Linked DNA regions of Homo sapiens: region 2 is linked to region 1. A link is an interaction called in ENCODE POLR2A ChIA-PET data of the cell type or tissue named here. Cell type or tissue: GM12878. All regions are shown on one strand. Region 1 overlaps DNAI7 (dynein axonemal intermediate chain 7). Region 2 overlaps BCAT1-DT (BCAT1 divergent transcript).

Region 1 (2,500 bases):
CCACTAACTTACCTTTCTGACCTTGAGCAAGTCATTTAACTATTATGAGCCTCAAATTCCTGATGTAACAATAACACATTTGGTATTTAACTGTGTATCAGACATATAACACATCTTGCAAACAATCCGAAGAAATAAGGAAACTGAAGCTGAGGGAGATAACTGTTTTAAGGGTCAAATAAGATAATGGAAATAAAAGAACTTTGGGTAATGTAAAGCACTAGATAAATGCAGTGTTGCTAGTATAAAAATTGTGTGTGTGTGTGTGTGTGTGTGTGTGTGCTAATACTTGCAAATTGAATGACATCCAGCAAACTTCACTTGACTTCAGGTAGCACCTGTACTTCTGCAGCAATAGAATAACCTTATACCAGAGTTCTAGTCAGAAATTTAAAGCTAGTTATTCCCATGACTCTTACCCATCATACACAGACAAGTCCCCCTTAGTAGACTAGCCTTTCCCATCTCTCATCACCATATTGCCCTATGTGTCTTCCCCCTGACCAGCTTTAACACTATTACATTCTCTGCAAACCCTTTCCATCATGCCTCTGAACCTTCTCCCTTATTTATTCATTCAAAAAAAAAATTACAGAGCTCCTAAATAGTAGTGGCATTGCTAGACACTGGCAATAAAAAACAAGGTCCCTGACATAAGGAACTTCCAGACTATTAGGGAAGCAAGTAAACAAATGGGTATATTTTTGTAAGTGTTGTAGTATAAAGTAAAGGAGCCACAATAGGAGTACAAGGAAGAGGAGTTAATTCTGTGGGAAAATGTGTGGGTGAAGACAGGCAACACCTCTCTTACCTAAAGGTAGTAAGTTTGAACTAAATTTTTTTTTAACTTTTATTTTAGGTTTGAGGGTGCATGTGAAGGCTTGTTGTACAGGCAAACTCAGGTCACAGGGGTTTGTTGTACAGATTATCTCATCACCTAGGTATGAAGCCTAGTACCCAATAGTTATTTTTCTGCTCCTTGCTCTCCTCCCACCCTCTACTCCTAAGTAGGCCCCAGTGTCTGCCATTCTCTTCTTTGTGTTCATCAGTTCTCATCATTTAGCTCCCACTTACAAGTGAGAATATGTAGCATTTGGTTTTATGTTCCTGCATTAGTTTGCTAAGGATAATAGCCTTCAGCTCCACCCACGTTCCTGCAAAAGACACGATCTCATTCTTTCTTATGGCTGCATAGTATTCCATGGTGGGTATGTACATTTTCTTTATCCAATCTGTCACTGATGGGCATTTAGGTTGATTCCATGTCTCTGCTATTGTGAAGAGTGCTACAATGAACATTCACGTTCATGTGACTTTATGGTAGAATGATTTATATTCCTCTGAGTATATACCCAGTAATGGGATTGCTGGGTGAAATGGTAATTCTGCTTTTAGCTCTTTGAGGAATCACCATATTGCTTTCCACAATGGTTGAACTAATTTACACTCCCACCAACAGTGTATAAGTGTTCCCTATTCCCCGCAACCTCACCAGCAACTTTTATTTTTTGACTTTTTAGTAGTAGCCATTCTGACTGGTGTGAGATGATATCTCATTGTGGTTTTGATTTACATTTCTCTAATGATCAGCGATATTGGGCTTCTTTTCATATGCTTCTAGGCCACACGTATGTCTTCTTTTGAAAAGTGTCTATTCATGTCCTTTGCCCACTTTTTAATAGGGTTGTTTCTCTCCTGTAAATTTAAGTTCCTTATAGATGCTGGATATTAGACCTTTGCCAGATGCATAGTTTGCAAATATTTTCCACCATTCTGCAGGCTGTTTACTCTGTTGATAGTTTCTTTTGCTGTGCAGAAACTCTTAAGTTTAATTAGATGCCACTTAATCAATTTTTGCTTTTGTTGCAATTGCGTTTGGTGCCTTTTTCATGAAATCTTTGCCCATCCTATGTCCAGGATTGTATTGCCTGGGTTGTCTTTCAGGGTTTTTATAATTTTGGGTTTTACATTTAAGTCTTTCATCCATATTGGGTTGATTTTTGTAAACAGTATAAGAAAGAGGTACAGTTTCAATCTTCTGCATATGGCTAGCCAGTTATCCCAGAACCATTTTAATTGAATAGGGAGTCTTTTCCCCATTGTTTGTTTTTGTCAGCTTTGTTGAAGATGAGATGTTTGCAGATGTGTGGCCTTATTTCTGGTCTCTCTTATCTGTTCCATTGGTCTATGTGCCTGTTTCTGTACCAGTACCACGCTGTTTTGGTTATTGTAGCCCTGTAGTATACTTTGAAGTCAGGTAATGTGATGCTTCCAGGTTTGTTGAACTAAATATTGAAAGATAATTATTAATAGATCCTCCCCCAAAAAGGGTGGGAGAGAATTCTAATGTGAGTGAAAGTGAAAGGCATGAAGCAAAACAGGATTCCAAGCACTCCAAGTGGTCAGGTATAGCTGGAGTGAGGCATGCTAGGAGGGTGTAAAGATCTGAGGCTGGAGAGATGCAGGGGCCAGATTGTGGACAGCTCTGAATGCCACTCTG
Region 2 (2,500 bases), 170 kb before region 1:
GTGAAAGAAGCGTCTCACAAATGACTACATATTATATGATTCCACTTATCTGAAATGTGCAGAACAGGAAAATCCATAGAGACAGAAAACACATAGTTGTTTTCAATCTGGGGACAGGGTGGAATGCAGAGTGAATGTTCATGGGCGTTGGATTTCTTTTTGAATTGATTAAAATGTTCTCAAATTAGATTGTGGTAATGGTTACACAACCCTGTGAACACACTAAAAACCACTGAATTATACCCTTTAAATAGGTGAATTGTATGTTATGTGAATTATATCTCAATAAAGATGTTACTCTATGGCCCGGCATGGTGGCTCACACCTGTAATCTCAGCACTTTGGGAGGCTGAGGCAGACAGATCACTTGAGGTCGGGAGTTCGAGACCAGCCTGGCCAACATGGTGAAACCCCGTCTCTACTAAAAATTAGCCGGGCGTGGTTGCGGGGTGCCTGTAATCCCAGCTACTCACAAGGCTGAGTCACAAGAATCGCTTGAACCTGGGAGGCAGAGAGGTTGCTGTGAGCCAAGATCATGCCACTGCATTCCAGCCTGGGCAATAGAGCAAGACTCAGTCTCAAAAAAAAAAAAAAAAAAAAAAAAACAGGTACCATGTGGTAAATTTTATGAGAAAGAGTAATAAGGGGATAGAGAGTGATGGGGTCATAGATATAAATGCATTAATAAGTTCTAGAGCAAGCCTGGCAATTACTCCTAGATCCAACGACCGCCCCTCGCCCCCCTCTCCCTCAATGCAGGATTTTTCTCAGTCCCTTTGCCAGTCAAGGACCTCTAGCCGGCAATGCCGGAGGCCTAGCTCGGGGCATACTACCTGCTGCAGGAGGCACCCCACGCAATTTGCCCGCCTGAGACAAGTTTGCCTTGCACATTGGTTCCTGAGTTCTTGCCCCATGCCCAAGAAAAATGAAGATGTGCTGACAATTGAAGAGTGAGCAAGGCGGGGAGTTTTACTGAGGGATGAAACAGCTTTCAGCAGAGAGGGAAGCGGGGGTGGTCCCCCTACCCGAAGGCAGGAAAGTCTCCTCCATGAGGCTGAGTCCTGGGGCTTTTTATCGGCTCAGAATAGGGGAGGGGCAGGCAAACAGGAACAGAAATTCTCACTCTGCGTCATGGATTTCATCCAGGACCAGCAGTCTGGTCTTTCAGCCTTCAGGCTGTTTTTGGCTTGAAGGTACAGTTTCACCTCCAACCCTGTTGCTGTTACCCCTACTTAAGGATTCTTTTGATGTTAGCAACAAAGGAAGAGAGAAGGTAGTATATATTTAAAAAAAAAAAAAAAAAAAGAGCTTGAAGGGAAGTGAGAAAGTTAGGGAATTAACATCCACAGAAGAATATGAGGGCCGGGCGTTCACGCCTATAATCCCAGCACTTTGGGACGTCAAAGCAGGAGTTCAAGACCAGCCTGGGCAACATAGCAAAAGCCAGTCTTTACAAAAAATGCAAAAATTAGCTGTTTGTGGTGGTATGTGCCTGCAGTCTAAGCTACTCCCAAGGCTGAGGTGGAAGGATCACTGGAGCCCAGGAGATCCAGGCTGCAGTGAGCTGTGATCACTTCATACTTCACTGCACTCCAGCCTGGGTGACAGAGTGAGACATCATCTCCAAAAAAAAAAAAAAAAAAAGAAAAAAAAAGAATATAAGAACAATCTAGCTATGTCTCTCCTCCCATTTCCCTTTAGTGTTGATAGAAGGGCCCCACAGTTCTCCCTCATTGTCAACTGTAAACTCCCAAAGCTTCTCTCCCAGACAACACACATGCTTTTCCCAAATGATGAGGCTCATGATCAACGAAGGTTGTTACTCTGACAGTGGCACTGTACTTCAAACAAGTCACAGTAAAAGATATTTAAGGAAAACTGGATCCAAACTGGATATATACCATATACCCATCTATGGGCAGTGTCTTTTACTGAAGAAGAGACAGCATTTCTAAGATTTCTAATAGACACTAATTTTGAGGTTGACTCCAGAGCGCCAGACAGTCCAGCTTCATTTTGTCCTCACTGTTATTAACAAAGGCTTTTATTGCCATCATTATGAAAAATATGTGCCAACTACCTGCAGAATGTCTTCCCTGTATCTTACTAAATTTTCTCTAGGAAAGCAGAAACTCACAAATATTCTCTGCCTTGAGTTATTAACAGTTCCTGGAATTTGAATAGGAGAGTTTACATAAGGCAATGATACTCTGTCTTAAAAGAGGAAAATCTACTCTAAAATTCTACTCTACACACTCAGAAAACAATGTCATTCTCTTTCTCTATTTCTCATAGTAAAAAATACTTCAAAATTGTACTGTTTTTATATTTCCTATAATACTTGCATTCATTGCCCATTACATACATGTGCACACACACATGCATACACACACAGACACACACCAAGTTCAATACTCGAAAATCATTTATACTGTACTTTTTGGGAAATTTCCCATGACAATTTTGACTCACTGGATTTATTTTTATCCTTGTTGTACAC

The links. ChIA-PET counts read pairs that join two places held together with the same protein. Peaks named below come from ENCODE experiments on the same cell type or tissue, not always from the same donor. Only the 100,000 strongest peaks of a DNase experiment are listed, where the experiment ranks them.
Region 2: POLR2A ChIA-PET joins it to region 1 with 10 read pairs; 5 of 35 experiments call an interaction of 5 or more read pairs at or near these places.

The regions. Positions count from the first base shown.
Region 1 is chr12:25,123,781-25,126,280 of GRCh38, forward strand. All of the region lies in intron 9 of DNAI7 (dynein axonemal intermediate chain 7), which reads right to left. Among named protein-coding and RNA genes, the nearest start is that of DNAI7, 70 kb to the right of the region's middle. In GM12878, no CTCF peak of the experiment used is centred here; no DNase peak of the experiment used is centred here.
Region 2 is chr12:24,951,011-24,953,510 of GRCh38, forward strand. The region is part of intron 1 of BCAT1-DT (BCAT1 divergent transcript); the gene reads left to right. Among named protein-coding and RNA genes, the nearest start is that of BCAT1-DT, 3.1 kb to the left of the region's middle. RefSeq lists enhancers at 825-894, 1,275-1,344. In GM12878, no CTCF peak of the experiment used is centred here; a DNase peak (open chromatin) is centred at 1,051; H3K4me3 peaks cover 745 bases; H3K27ac peaks cover 2,324 bases.